2 separate regions of the Homo sapiens genome follow, and region 1 is linked to region 2. A link is a loop called in an ENCODE intact Hi-C map of the cell type or tissue named here. Cell type or tissue: heart right ventricle. All regions are shown on one strand. Links, peaks and the distances in the headings refer to the core of each region. The heading gives the core; the rest is flanking DNA. Region 1 overlaps L3MBTL4 (L3MBTL histone methyl-lysine binding protein 4). Region 2 overlaps L3MBTL4 (L3MBTL histone methyl-lysine binding protein 4).

Region 1 (7,899 bases), core at 1,596-6,595, 150 kb after region 2:
TCTGGCACAGAACTATTGGTTTTGTTTTTAGCAGAATTTAACAGTGCCTATTTTGAAATCTTTGCTTAAGGGCACATTTTAAAGTTTAAGAAAAGAAAAATTAACAGCCATCAAAGGCAATGAAGGGAGATGAAAGCTCCAAGCTAGAAGCTCCCAAGGAATGTTTATTAAAGATGACCTCATCATATGATGTTGCATGCAAACACTGAAGTATAAACTTCATAGAGACGAAAAAGCAGAATATTAAGTTAATGGAAAGAGCAGTGAAATGGAAGTCAGGTTCCGGGTTTGATTCCCACCTCATATCATTTGCTAGCTCTATGGCTTCTGAGGCAATCTGCATATCAGTTTCCTCATTTGAACATGGGAACATGGTATAATATCTCACAAGACTACTGGGGGCTCAAATACCATCGTATATGAAATGACTTTTAAACCTCTAGGTGAAAGGTATTCTCATTCATACATGCTCACTTGTTAGGAGACTCAGGGGAACAAGTCAAAGGCAGGCATCTCTTTCGGCCTCTCAGCACCTTCTTATTTCATTCTCAGGTAAATCAGCTGCTCCACCAATACAATTTTTGTGGATTGGTTGCTCTCTCTGGCCAGGTCACTTTTCATTTCCAGACCTCAGCCAAGACTGCATTCTTGCTCAGCACCCCTGGTTGCTGGTCCTAGACACACCTGCCCAGAGTCATACCTGCTGTTGCCCTCTGACCCTCTACAGCATCCCTCTCCAAGATCCCAACCACAAAATACCTCCTTTGAATTAGCTTCTCTCCTGGTCCATTTGTAGCATCATCCCCATCCCTCACTTCTACTGTGTGTGATCTCTGTTTTTTGTCCTCAACTTGAGCTGTCTTTCCCTAGTCTCGTGCTCTAAAACCACCCCATGGACATCACACCTTAAGACTTTGCCCTTACTCCCAGGTAGGTAGGTAAATAATTCCCTCAGCATGTCATCTCCCTAAGCCCTCATCTCCAGACCATTTTTTGCCTATTTGTTAAGAACCTTCCTTTATAACTTAAACATCCTTCGGGAATATAACGTAGGGTCCAGAGCACAGACCTGGGAGCCAGGCAGCCTCATTAGGAGTCCTGACTGTGCTACCTTCGGGCAAATCTCTTAGGCAAATTCCATTCCCTTTTTGTGCCTCCTTTTCCTTACTTAAAATCCTTACAACAGTGCCTGGCATGTAGTAAGCACTGCCTGAGTGTTGGGCCATGGAGGACGTGTTCAGGCTTGGTCAGACAAAGGGAAGGAGGACTGGATTTTAGTTACTGGGAACAGAACAAGCAGAGATTTTTGCCCCAATATTTAATAATCTATTCTTTACCTGCAACATTATGTTACCTCCAGGGCTATTCAGGTCAGCCTTAACAAAAATCTGCCTTCCGGTTTCCCACTGATTCCCTAGTATCATCTCTCCCATTCTTGCCTCTGCTTCAATCCATTATGCACTTCTTTCCCAGCTTGTGTTTCTCCTTTGTATCTTCACTAGTTTGCTAGCACTCTCATTTGAACCTTGAGTAGGTAAGAGCTTTTTACTTACATTTCAGAGCAGTTTATAAATAGGCTGCTTAGTTTCAGCCAGCAGGTACAAGCTTTCATTAAATTCTTCCTCCTTCCCATAGTGCTGTTATCTGGAGCTCCCAGGAAAAAAAAAAATGGAAAAGTTGAGAATTATGTTTTCCTAGTCATTAAGACAGCATAGTTTGAGGCCCAAGCAGCAGTTTTTATTTTCCTTACCAAGAATTGACCAATGATTTTGACCAATAATCTATACCTATAAAAATTTTCCCTTCTGAAAAAAATACTCCTAAAGACACGTAGATCATTAGCTATGATTAAGAAAGCCAAGGTCCAAAAATAATTCAGAAACAACATTCAGATTCACTCTGGATGAAAATTACTCTAGCGTATCAATTAATTTTCTCACCAAGAAAGAAATGAGAACATGAGCAGCAATGCTACCTTTGATAGAAATAATGTATCAAGGTGGGGGAAGGGGGACTCCCTTTTCTGTTCAAAATCTGAAATGGAATTACCTCTGGAATATTTTAAAAAGCTTCCCCCCCAAAAAAATATTCAGTTATCTGAAGAATTTCCTGCATTGTGACAGCAACATAATTAAGCATATTTAACATTTTCTTTGGATTTCTATTCATCTGTCGTCATTTTCAGTTTTGAATAGCATAATGGAAGCCACTAAAAAGAGGAAGCCATTAAAGAGAAATCATTTTTCTGTGGTATATGAAAGTTGTCACCATAGTGTTAAGATGGGAAATATTCTACAATAAAGTATGGCTCAATAATGGGATTCAGCAATACTATCATACTTCAGAAATGTGGCCACAATCATTTATCCTTGCATTCCTCCAAAGAATTAACACCAGTATGTCTTAATAAATTTACATGGCCTTTAAATAAATTTCAGATGGGCAGGGTGCGGTGGCTCATGCCTATAATCCCAGCACTTTGGGAGGCTGAGGCAGGCAGATCACCTGAGGTCAGGAGTTCAAGACCAGCCTGGCCAACATGGTGAAAACCCATCTGTACTAAAAATACAAAACTTACTCAGGCACAGTGATATGCACCTGTAGTCCCAGCTACTTGGGAGGCTGAGGCAGGAGAATTGCTTGAACCTAGCAGACAGAGGATGCAGTGAGCCTAGATTACATAATTGCACTCCAGCCTGGGTGTTAGAGGAAGACTCCATCTCAAAAAAAATAAAATTCAGATGATCTTGCCATTCCCAGGTTAGAATAAAATATGACACAATGAAGCCTCACTGTATCATTGAGGAGTGTTTAGTATGAGGAAATCAGCCTACAGAAAGACTGAAAAATCAGAGGCAGTAAGTTCCCTGAAGAGTCCTGGGCTATTTGGGAAGTGGGAGGGGTCACCTAGCCTCAGAAACTTGCTGTGTCTGGTTTTCATCACTGCCATTGTGTTCCGTCACTCCTCAATCCTGTGCTCAGTGTTTTCCCTTTCAAATGGCTTATTAGAGGCTCTGCAGAATGTTCCTAAATATTACCCGTGATAACCAACAGGATCTTGAGAGTGTGGTGACAGCCTACTCGAGTCAGTCTTCTTCAAACGCTAGCTTCAGGAAAGTTGTTCTATTCCCTAACACTGTTTTTTTTTTAATCCCCACCCACACAAACACACACGTTAGCAGCTTGCCTTTTATAGTTGATAATTAAGAAAAGGGTTGTGTTGGGGTTTCAAGTGTTGGTGTTACCACTGACTTCTCTAATTCACTAGCAGTGATTCGGTTATCTACGACTGGGTAGTCTTTAAGCATTTGCTCCTTAAAATGTAACTGTATTCTAGTGACAGCACTTCCACAGTGGCTATTCCTGAAGTAGAAAGTAGCCGTGTAGAGAAAATTACGGATTCCAAATGCAGTTATTTCCCACAGCAGTGTAAAACAGGTTTGAATACAAGTGTCATTTACTTGAAGAAGAGGCTTACCATATCGTTACAAGTAAGGAGTTTCCTTCATGCTGGAAACGAAGGCCTTAATTTACAAGACTGTGTTTCCTCGTGACGTGAGCAACTTGAGCCTCCCTTAACAAAATCGCATCAGTTTTCATATTACTGTCCATGGTAGGAGTAAAAGACTTAAGGAAATTGTCATCTTTCTGCTGAGGTGATGAAGCCTTCAGCCGGTTTCCTCAATTGCCCCTCGGTTGTTACTGGCATTTCTGATATGATAGCTTTAAACCAGTTACTAAGAAATAATTACTTAGTAGTTATATTTACTAATATGGATAGAAAACATCATTTTCAAATTCTGCATCTTTTGGCCTATTCACATAAATGGGAAAACATAGTAAATTAATTAATTTCAGGGTAAATCATATCATCTCTTATCCCTCTTAAGCATATGTGTGATGAATATAGTAGCTTTGATCCAATCTCTGGACTTTTTTAAAATAGCAATGAGATAGATGTCATTTTTGCCAGCTATTATGAGTATAAAATTAGCATCTGAAATGAACTAATTTATAGCACGTTTCTCAATGTGTATTTTCTGAAACTATGCCGTTGACTCTGTACGGGGCATTTTCCATGACCTCTGGGAGTCTTTATGAAACCCAGGCTTCTGAGTGGCTCTGTCTGTGGTTTCTCTGCTTCTGTGCTTCTGCAAAAAATTCTAATTGAAAGGTGTGAATTTCATGTGACAGAGACCTTGCTTCAGACTAATTGAATGTTCTTGGCTCCTATGCTGACCTGTCATGAGGAAACAACCTCTGGCTGTGTCCACAGCTGGGTAGACCTGGGAAGTCTATTCTGCACTGTAAAGAAAGCCAGAAGCTCAATGAAGAGGCCAGATTGTTTAGGCCGTCTATCAAGTTTAAGAAAAGGGTGGGGTGGCAGGAGCTGGGCCAAAGTGCAGGGGAGTGGGCACCCTGTGTGGGAAGCAGGAGTGCAGGTCTCACTCCGGTGGGAGCTCGTAGCTCCACTAGCAGGACTCTCTTTAAATAGGAGGTTGAAACGCAACATAGAGGGGCTAATTCTATTCCTTCATTATCCCTTTGCTTCATAATTTGTTCTTTAACTTATGCAAGTTACTTGTTCCTGCCATTTAAACATTTCAAGTGTTTTGCTTTCGTTCTTCCTTTTTTTTCCCAAAACACACACACACACACACACACACACACACACACAGAATATTGAAACCTTTTTGTTCCTTTGACTGTTGATAAATAGGAAAAAGATACAGTGTCTGTGCATGTTGCATCGGGAGATATTTATTCTAGAAGAGAATAATAGATGACAGAACAGAATAGCTTTTGTGTGACTTGGAACTGGAGTTTATTTTTAAAAAAAAAATTTTTTTTTTGAGATGAGATGTCACTTTGTCCCTCAGCCTGGAGTACAGTGGCACAATCGCAGCTCACTGCAACCTCAAACTCCTGGACTCAAGTGTCTTCGGAGTAGCTGGGACTACAAGCAGGAGCCACCAAGGCTGGCTTTTTTTTTTTTTCCTCAAAGAAAGGAGTCTTGCTGTGTTGCCCAGGCTGGTCTTAAACTCCTGGTTTCAAGGGATCCTCCTACTTTGGCCTCCCAAAGCACTGGGGTTACAGGTATGAGCCACTGCACCTAGCCCTTGGAACTTAGTTTCCGACAGGACCTGAATCCCATAACGAAGAGCACAGAGCCTTTTGCATGTTTGATCTCACTTCAGTCTTCTTAAAAGTTAGTGTCATTCATTGTTTCTTTTTTCATAATTCTAATAATTTTTAAAGAAAAGACTGAAGTCTATGGAATACCAAGAATACTCATTTCTTTTACTTGTATAACAAAGAACTTTTCATAGTTCTAATAATTTTTAAAGACTGAAGTCTGTGAAATAGTAAGAATACTCATTTCTTCTTTTACTTGCATAACAAAGAAGACTAGCCTTAATTTTATTTTCTATTTGACCCATATATTTTCTAATCATCACAGCCCACTGTGCTTGCTGCCTGTAATTAGCATAAGGTGAGACCAGGCCAAGGAGCCCAGAGAACACCAAGAGGTCAGTGGTGGGAGAGCATATTTGAGTACACACATTTGATTTGTGTGAACAGAGAGAAACCTGAAAAACAGGCAGGAGGGCCTCCTCAGAAAGCTAAGCAGAGGGAAATTTGGTGTGGGCACAGACACCTGGGCATGCTTCCCCAAGCAGCACAGCCAGCAATTGCCATCCTCCGCCTCACTAGCCTTGGTGTATGCGAGAGGGAACACAAATCAGCCCAGGCAAGGGCGGCTTGAGGAGCAACTCATCCTGTGTGCACCGCTGCTTCTGGCTTCTCTGCAAAGCCAGGAAAATGCTGGAAATATGCACAACTCCTACAAGAAGAAAATAGCCCATGAGCTACTTCTTCATTGAGTTTGCCCAAAAGTGAAATGTGAAAAGAAGTGCACAGGCCGGGCACTGTGGCTCATGCTTGTAATCCTGGCACTTTGGGAGGCCGAGGTGGGCAGATCACCTGAGGTCAGGAGTTCGAGACCAGCCTGGCCAACATGACAAAATCCTTTCTCTACTAAAAATATAAAAATTATCAAGGGGTGGTGGTGCAAGCCTGTAATCCCAGCTACTCAGGCAGCTGAGGCAGGAGAATCGCTTGAACCCAGGAGGCAGAGGTTGCAGTGAGCTGAGATCATGCCATTGCAATCCAGCCTGGGCGACAAAAGTAAAACTCCATCTCAAAAAAAAAAAAAAAAAAGCGCAAACTAATTTATTTATACGTTTTCAACAAAAGAATCAAAAGTATACAATATGGTGTACACCTGAGACGGGGATGCTTTGTTTCACTTCCTGGGGGGAATCCTGGCCTCTCACCCTCCCAGAGTGGGTGGGATGACACGTGGCCTTAGGCCTAGGAGAGTTTCTGCTGAGAAGCAGGAAGAGCTGTCTGCAGGGTGCAGGGAGCACATAAGCCTGTGAAAACAGGTGGTTCCCAGAACAAGCCACTTGGCCCTGAGAGCACCCCACAACGCAGACTGACTTTTCTATGTCTGTCAGCACGTCAGCCACTCCATGAGGGGAGCCCTCGGCGGTGCCTAGGAGCCAGCATCTGTGCTGAGCTCTGTGCCAGGGACAAGGCAGCTTTCTGTGCCAGGGACAAGCAGGGTGAGCAGCAGCCCTGTTTTCCCAGAGAGGTGAGTGTGGCCCCTGGAGGCGACGTGTGCCTTTACTGCCTGCCAGGCAGAGCCCAGGTGGCTGTCATTCCTGTACCCTAAGGTGCTCCTTTGACTAGGTCTCCAAGGGTCCCACGCAGGATCCCTGGAAGCAATGTTTATTTTGAGATAAATCTGACAATACCTCCAGGGACCTGTCTTGAGATTCAGATGCTGAGTATTGCAACACAGAGGCTTACCTTGCTAAAGAAGAGACAACCCTTCTTTTCAGGATTATCTGGCCACACCCTGCCCCCAAAGTGTGACTTCTGCCTGTCACCTTCTAAACAGGAATGTACAGGCAGTGTGAGAAATAACCCACTATTGAAGGATTGGAGGAAAAAAATGCCCCTGGTGTGGTAGGCTCTAGGATCAGCACCCCAGCTCCACCCTGGGCTGCTGAATCACTTTTGTCAAGTTACATTGTGTCTCTGAGACTGCTGTGTTATCTGTCAGAGAGGGCTAATAGCACCATCCTTCATGAAGTCACTTGGAGTGAATAAAGCAGATGATTAAGAGGGGCCCAGCACAGGCTTGTTCCCTGGCCTCTGGCAGGGATCATTCCATTTGATCCCAGACTTGTCATTCTGATTGTACACTCCTGGATGACAGGCACGGTGCTGTGCCCTGGGCTGGCTGTGTGTCCACATGAGCCTGGGAACCTTGGAGACACACTGGACCTCAAGAGTTTTTTCAGTCAGGGGTCTCTCTGTTCAAGTTGACCCCTGTGGACCCTCTGCTCAAATGGTGTGCCCAGGGGTCGGGAATGGGGCACATTCCCAGAGAAAAGGGAGGCACAATCCATGAGGCATTCATTCATAGCATGGACAGAGTTGGGGGAGCTCCAGGCTTTCCTTCATCCAAGAAGGATCCACTCTTTTGCCCCTTCCCAAGAGTTATTCCTGCCCCGTTGGTTGTCAGCAAACAGCTATTGAGCACCTCTGTGTACCAGGTGCTGTGCCGGGGGGTGGAGGTTACAAAAACAAATAGAATATGGTGTCTGCCCTCCCAGAGGTAGGTCGTGCTCAGATTTTAAGGCTGATAGCTTATATTCGTTCCCCTGCCCCTCCCGTTGTGGGAGTTGAGAGAGCAGCACGCAGACCTGCTCAGGCTTTTGGACTGGTTGCACTGCCCTCCACCGTAGGCCTGGGTGCCCATATAGCTGAAGCCAGGGCTAACTTCCACATCCATTAGCTCCTCACAACCAGTGCTACATCTACTGT
Region 2 (7,899 bases), core at 1,190-6,189:
CAAGTTCTTGGTGTCTGGCACAAAGAAATGGACAAAACACACAAACAAAGCAAGGAAAGAATGAAGCAATGAAAGCAGAGATGTATTGAAAGTGAAAGTACACTCCATAGAGTGGGAGCACACCCAAGCACAGGGCCTCAAGATCCCCATTACAGAATTTTTAGGGGGGTTAAATACCCTCTAAAGGTTTCCCATTGGTTACTTGGTACACTCTATGTAGGTGAAGTAGTGGGCCACAGTCAGTCTGATCGGTTGTGGAAAGCAACCAATCAGAGGCTGAAGTGAAGTTGCAAAGTTACACTCCTATGCAAACATCTGATTGGTTGCTCTCCACATCTGGTTGCTGTCTACAACCAATCAGAGATACTTTCAATTTTCCATCTTTCATGCAGAAAAGCAGGGGGTGAGGGGTGCAAAGGGAGTAGCCTCTGGTCCTTTTGTTACTTTAGTGTGGAAAGTTGGGGGTTTTCTTTTCGTTTAGTTCTAGGAAGTCAGCGTGAATTGGCCTTAGGTTCCCTGCCTCCAGACCCTATTCTCCTGAGTCACCCTGATTCTTCCTTGGAGTGGACTGTCCACATGTGCAGTGGCCTGCCAGCACTTGGGAGGGGCTGTGATATGGTTTGGCTGTATCCTCACTCAAATCTCAACTTGAATTGTATCTCCCAAAATTCCCACATGTTGTGGGAGGGACCCAGGGAGAGGTAATTGAATCATGGGGCCCAGTATTTCCCGTGCTATTCTTGTGATAGTGAATAAGTCTCACAAGATCTGATGGGTTTATCAGGGGTTTCCACTTTTGCTTTCTTCCTCATTTTCCCTTGCTGCCACCATGTAAGATGTGCCTTTCACCTCCCACCATGATTCTGAGGCTTCCCCAGCCATGTGGAACTGTAAGTCCAATTAAACCTCTTTTTCTTTCCCAGTCCCCTGTATGTCTTTATCAGCAGTGTGAAAACAGAATAATACAGTACAATTGGTACCATTAGAGTGGGACACTGCTGAAAAGGTACAAGCAAATGTGGAAACAACTTTGGAACTGTGTAAAGGGCAGAGGTTGGAACAGTTTGGAGGGCTCAGAAGAAGACAGGAAAATGTGGTAAAGTTTGGAACCTCCCAGAGACTTGTCGAGTGGCTTTGACAAAAATGCTGATAGTGATATGAACAATAAGGCTGAGGTGGTCTCAGATGGAGATGAGGAACTTGTTGGGAACTGGAGCAAAGGTGACTCTTGTTATGTTTTAGCAAAGAGACTGGCAGCATCTTGCCCTTGCCCTAGAGATTTGTGGAACTTTGAACTTGAGAAAGATGATTTAGGGTATCTGGTGGAAGAAATTTCTAAGCAGCAAAGCATTCAAAAGTTGACTTGGGTGCTGTTAAAAGCATCCCATTTTAAAAGGAAAACAGAGCATAAAAGTTCAGAAAATTTGCAGCCTGATGATGCAGTAGAAAAGAAAAACCCATTTTTTGAGGAGAAATTCAAGCTGGCTGCAGAAATTTGCATAAGTAGCAAGGAGCCTAATGATAATCCCCAAGACCATGGGGAAAATGTCTCCAGGCCATGTCAGGGACCTTTACGGCACCCTCTCCCATCACAGGCCTGGAGGCCCAGGAGGAAAAAGTGGTTTTGTGGGTTGGGCCCAGTTGTGTGCAGCCTAGAGTCTTGGTACCCTGTTTCCCAGCTGCTCCAGCTGTGGCTGAAAGGGGCCAACATAAGGCTTGGGCTATGGCTTCAGAGGGTGGAAGTCCCAAGCCTTGGCAGCTTCCACATGGTGTTGAGCCTGTGGGTGTATGGAAGTCAAGATTGAGGTTTGGGAACCTCCGCCTAGATTTAAGAAGATGTATGGAAATGCCTGGATGCCCAAGCAAAAGTTTGCTGCAGGGGCAGGGATCTCATGGAGAACCTCTGCTAGGGCAGTGTGGAAGGGAAATGTGGGGTCAGAGCCCCCACACCGAGTCCCTACTGGGGCACTGCCTAGTGGAGCTGTGAGAAGAGGGCCTCTGTCCTCCAGACCCCAGAATGGTAGATCCGCTGACAGCTTGTACCATGCACCTGGAAAGGCTGCAGGCACTCAACACCAGCCTATGAAAGCAGCCAGGAGGGAGGCTGTACCCTGCAAAGCCACAGGGGTGGAGCTGCCCAAGACCATAGGAACCCACCTGTTGCATCAGCGTGGCTTGGATGTGAGACCTGGAGTCAAAGGAGATCATTTGAGAGCTTTAAAATTTGACTGCCCTGCTGGATATCAGACTTGCATGGGCCCTGTAACCCCTTTGTTTTGGCCAATTTCTCCCATTTGGAACAGCTGTATTTACCCAGTACCTGTACCCCCATTGTATCTAGGAAGTAACTAGCTTGCTTTTGATTTTACAGGCTCATAGGCAGAAGGGACTTGCTATGTTTCAGATGAGACTTTGGACTGTGGACTTTTGGGTTAATGCTGAAATGAGTTAAGACTTTGGGGAACTGTTGGGAAGGCATGATGGGTTTTGAAATGTGAGGACCTGAGATTTGGAGGGGCCGGGGTGGAATGATATGGTTTGGCTGTGTCCCCTCTGAAATCTCAACTTGAATTGTATCTCTCAGAATTCCCGAGTGTTGTGGGAAGGACCCAGGGGGAAGTAATTGAATCATGGGGGCAGGTCTTTCCCATGCTATTCTTGTGATAGTGAACAAGTCTCACGATATCTGATGGGTTTATCAGGGGTTTCTGCTTTGGTTTCTCCCTCACTTTCTCTTGCTCCCACCATGTAAGAAGTGCCTTTCACCCTCTGCCATGAATATGAGGCCTCCCCAGCCATGTGGAACTGCATGTCCAACTGAACCTCTTTTTCCTTCCCAGTCTCGGGTATGTCTTTATCAGCAGAGTGAAAATGGACTAATACAGGCCATATGCACAATGTGTTTACTGAAGATTGTGTACGTGCTCATTTGAGGCATTTTTCCCTTACCAGTTGAATGTTCCTAGAGGAAGGTCATGTGCCAGTTAAACTCCACCATTTTGCCTCTTAGTGAACAGGCTGGGGCCCACTCACCCAACTCCTGAGATCTTATCAGGAAGCGGCTGGTACCAGTTTCAGGTGTTTCCCATCTACTGGGAGGCTGCCTTTCCCTGGCACCTCCCAGCTGTGACCAATTATTATTTTAGAGAGACAGTCGAACAACCACCTGACCATCACCTGATGGTTGCCTGACATTCCTGGGGTAGGGGGCCTTTCCCGCCCTGCTCATGTCTGCCTAGCTACCCACATTTTTTTTCACAATCTGTTCAATGTCTTATACCTGCTGTAACATTAGTGCTCTGTGAGGGGAGGAGGAAACCAGGAAAAAGGAAAGATGAGGGAGGGAAGGGGAGAGGAGGGGAGAAGCCCATGATTAGGAGGGTGCCCTGTATTAGCGAGGACTCTGCTGGAGTTGATGGAGCCACTTCCTAGACAAGCACTAGGAGTATATAGCCATGGAGATCATCTTCCTCAGGCCTTCTGTTTGTGTGTGGGGGGAGTGTGTGTGTGTGTGTGTGTGTGTGATCTAGAGCTGTAACACCCACTATGGTACTCGTTAGTCCCCTGCCTCTGTGTTCCTCACACACGCTTGGCCATATTTCACATGCTCAGCAGCCCTTGTGACTAGTGGCTACTGTATTGGACAGCAAAGATATGGAACGGTTCCATCATCCCTGAGAGTTCTGTCAGACAGCCCTCAGAGAGCCTGGCACACTGTGCCCTCTCATTGTAGTATTTTGAGCGACAGGTACTTCTGTGAAGTGACTGGCCATCTTAATGCCTCCTTCAAAACTTGAATCATTATCGTCAAAGTTCGTCACACCATGGTATTGCAATTTGTCTGTCCCTTAGAGCTCTCTGCTGATACCCCTCCCGTGGAACTGGTGCTAAAATAACACCGACCATTCTTGGACTGCTTTTTAAGGTAGCAGAGCATCTCACACAAGCCTCTCTTTCCACTTCAGCAAAGCCAGCTTGCCTCCTGCGCTGGGCGTGTGTGTTTCTGACTGACCTCTCCCTACTAGATTCTGAGAAGGCTGTGGACACAGACACAATGGGCATGCTGCACTTTGTTCCAGCAGCTTCTCTGAACTTTCTCTCATCTGACATAATGTAAATGGGGTCTAATTGATGTTCTTCTTTGTATTATCTAATTATCAAGAGAATATTTGACTTAAGTTTATCTACTAAGTAGCCTTTAAAGGTTGGCCTCAGAATTTCTGAATGAATGAGAAGAATATAAAAAAGAAAGGTTTAAAGAAAAGCATTATATGAAGCTTAGAGAAAAAAATGAAATACTGAAGGTGTGATAGTGAGAAGAATGGGGCATTTTTAGGGAGACAGCAGGCCTGAGAAGCGATCCTGTCTCCAGGCCTCACACATGCTCAGGGCTGCTGGGGTGATGAATTCTATCAGCTCTTCTCCAGTTCCAGACCTCATTATTAGAGAGCGAACTCAAGTAAGAGCAAGGTCTCCAAAAGCTTCATGATTCCAGGGTCTCAGAAATGAAAATGAAAGGCAATGAGTACCTGCAGCTAGCATCTATCTAGAATGGAGAAGACAAAAATTAGAGAACTGGATGTTTCTCGACCTTGCGTTTTATAAAGGGGAGTTATGAAACATGTAAACCATCAGGTAAATACATTTTAACTTATCTGTGAAAGGAAATGCAAACAAATTTTATTATATTAAACACTATTTTGTCTTAATACAAGGAATTCAAAATTCCTTGTATTCAAGGAATGAGGATAAATCCTTGATGGAGTTACTGTTGGCTGAAAGGGTATCATTGGAGAGTGTGGATCATGAGTAATGTAGGTTAGCTCTAGGAAATGCTGGGGATGTCTCTCTTGTTTTAATCATATAATCACTGTTTTTTACCCAGTTAATCAATTTACAAATGTAACTGTGGTACAACTTAAGAATTTACTAAAATTCTCTTGCAATTAACTGTAAAAAATTGATATCATTCATAATCCCTGCATTTTTCTTATATTTTTACTGCTGTCATAGTCTAAATTTATATAGCTCTAAAAGATTAAAAGTGTTGTTCTTCAGTACCAACCTTGGATAGTATCTTTTGAGAATATTATATACATGCACTTGCGCACACACACATGCATGCCTGCTAGAAATTTTCCATAAAACACCTGAGGTTATCATTATACATTTTGTTCTTTTATGTCAGAGATGGTGAGGAAGAGATAAAATTTTTAAATCTTTGCTGTATTCTCCCAGATTCCTAGGTGTACTATTAATATAATCATCATTTCTAGCTTGAGTTTCCTAATGAATTTAAATGAGTAAAACTTGTGTATTCCAAAATAAAAGGTTTTTTCCTCTTGTCATAGATATGTACCTTTACCAGAGAGGCATCATTTTACAAGACACTTCTTGCAGTCTCTAGTCCAGAAGATTCTCAGACAAATATTCTTATATTTAAGAAAAAGAAGAATAAAAGAAAACAACAGAACAAAAGACCAAGCCCCTCCGGTTTGGCTGGGACTGGTATAAAACAACTTAGTTGACTTCTGCTTCCAAACCCTGGGGAAAGCGTGAAAATGTAGTGCTCCACTTTAAGAAGGTGGCAATTTCAGCTGCTTTTCTAGAAAATGCTCCCAGGCAGTGGAGTGCTTGCAAGCAGAATGTTGTTTTTACCATTTCAAATCAGAATTTCTGATTCTGATATTGAAGCCTTGGTGTTTTGAAAGGAAGTAAACAGTATTCTTAATATAAGTTGTCAGCATCTTATTTTGTACAGCTGACAAAGAGAACGATGACATCAAAATATTGCTAAGGACATTTGAAAATACTACCTCACTTTGATAGGTGAGGTGGACCCTGGGTGTCCTTTTTAGATGGATGTCAGACAAGTTTATTTTAGTTTTTGTTAAAATAGGGGGTTAGCAATAATACTCAAACTTGTATGGAATTCATGTAGAATATGGATAAATTATTATTTGAAATAAATTGCATCAGTTCTTATCTGTATGAAAATAGGACTTTTGGCACACAATTTACATTTTATTTGCATGAATTTACATAGAGAATAAAGTGAAGTAGGTGTATTTGTTAACATAGGAATATTTAAAGATGACAATATTGGGACTACAAGATGTAAATTTACTTTTGAGTCAAGGTCCAGGATTAGATACGAAATTTTTTTTTCCAAATGAGTAGAACACAGACTCCAGAAGACTTGATCTACCTCTGTGTCATAAAACATACACAGGTAATTTATTGAAGAACCAATAATTATATTATTTACATTGAGAGCCAGATATTGTTACAATGTGAAGGCCTCTTGCCCTAGAACTCCTGTGTGGGACACAGGGCACAGCATACATGACTGAAGTGTCAAACCTGAAACAATACAAATAGAAGAGGAGCATTTACTGCTCAGAAGTTGGGGGGGCGGGTATCAGATAAATCTAATATATTTTTGGGTGCTCTTAGTGGAAACTTATAGGACAACTCACCCTCTATTCAGGATTTACCTGGAATTGTTCGGTCAGCCCAAAAATAATGATGGAAATTATTTTAGATGTTTTCTTCTTTTCACGTCTGTTCCCCTTTGTGAGTGAATGTGTGTGTGTGGCGGGTGGGGGGTGTCAGTCTCACTAGTCAGGTTTAAGGCCTGGAACTCACCTGAACTGGACATCCAGACTGACCGCTCACTCTGCAGTATGAGGCAAATCGCCCCACTATTCCTAACTTCATTTCTTCATCTGTAAATGAGAGCTCTTTACACTACAAAAGATTCAATTTTATGATGAGATTCAAACAGACATAGTCTTTATTCACTAAAGAGTATAATATCATGTTTTGGGAAGTACAATGGCAGAAAATATAAGGAGAAATAAAATAATATAAGGAGACTTTAATTCACCCATTTCAGAGAGTGATGGAGTAAACAGGCAAAACAGACATAAGAATATACAGAATCTGAATAACATGATTTAAGAAAAGGAGGAAGAGTGACTAAAGATATACATCAAGTTGAAAACAGAATAAATCTGCCTAAAAGCACTTTTCAAAACTCTACCGTTAGGCCACACACAACTCAGTAAATTCTCAAAACAAAACATCAGACCTACTCTTTGATCAAAATGCAATGAAATAAGAAATTGTTGAGAAAAAGTCCAGTCACCTAGAACAAATGCAAAAACGTTTATAACTATCACTCTAGCACTTAAGCAATCATGGGATCAGAGGAGAACCCAGACCTGAATCTCAGAAAATCTAGACTTAGTATAATGAGAACACTGAAGAGATAAACTTTTAGGATATCATAGTACATATGTTCAGAGAGAAATCTATACCTTACTCAGTAAGAAATAATGAAAGTGAACTAATTCAACTTTCAACTCAAAAAGTTATACAAATTTTTAAAAATGATTACCAAAGGGAAGAAATACCAAACTTAATGATGAAATGAGTGAATTGGAACACACACACACACACACACACACACACACACACACACACAGAGAGAATTCCAGTAAATTGTTAAGAGTATCCATGCATTGATATTTTGAAGCAAAATAATAATACTACAACAATAAAGCAATAGGTACACGTATAGCTGATAAACTGTTTTGGATGGTCCATGCATTATTCTGAGACTTAAGACACCCCTTCTGGAAGGAACTAGAGGTGCAGCTCTTGGAATTCTTGTTCGGTTGGTCTGACTTTACATGTAATCGTTTGTTTTGCATCATTGACCTTCCTTTTAATTGAGGCCTGTGGGAACACTTTGGGCCCCTGATCTCTTAGGCATGTATCTCTTGTTATCCTTGGAAGTAGCCTTTCCCATTTCCTCAGCCATCCTCCTGCTTGTTGGGTTGGCTTTGACTGAACACCCTCTGGTTGTATCACAATGTGACCTAAAAATACAAA

Evidence for each region. Hi-C counts contacts between places; a loop is a spot of excess contacts. Peaks named below come from ENCODE experiments on the same cell type or tissue, not always from the same donor. Only the 100,000 strongest peaks of a DNase experiment are listed, where the experiment ranks them.
Region 1: a loop joins it to region 2, with 8 times the contacts of the local background. A loop is called at or near these places in 8 of 110 quality-filtered maps.

What each region holds. Positions count from the first base shown.
Region 1 is chr18:5,978,754-5,986,652 of GRCh38, reverse strand. All of the region lies in intron 16 of L3MBTL4 (L3MBTL histone methyl-lysine binding protein 4), which reads left to right. LOC121725015 (a long non-coding RNA gene) reads right to left here. Exons shown (of 3, transcript NR_172505.1): 2 at 1,554-1,650. Among named protein-coding and RNA genes, the nearest start is that of TMEM200C, 87 kb to the right of the region's middle. RefSeq lists enhancers at 6,239-6,328, 6,529-6,698. In heart right ventricle, for the core only: no CTCF peak of the experiment used is centred there; a DNase peak (open chromatin) is centred at 6,562.
Region 2 is chr18:6,128,959-6,136,857 of GRCh38, reverse strand. All of the region lies in intron 14 of L3MBTL4 (L3MBTL histone methyl-lysine binding protein 4), which reads left to right. Among named protein-coding and RNA genes, the nearest start is that of L3MBTL4-AS1, 120 kb to the left of the region's middle. In heart right ventricle, for the core only: no CTCF peak of the experiment used is centred there; a DNase peak (open chromatin) is centred at 3,661.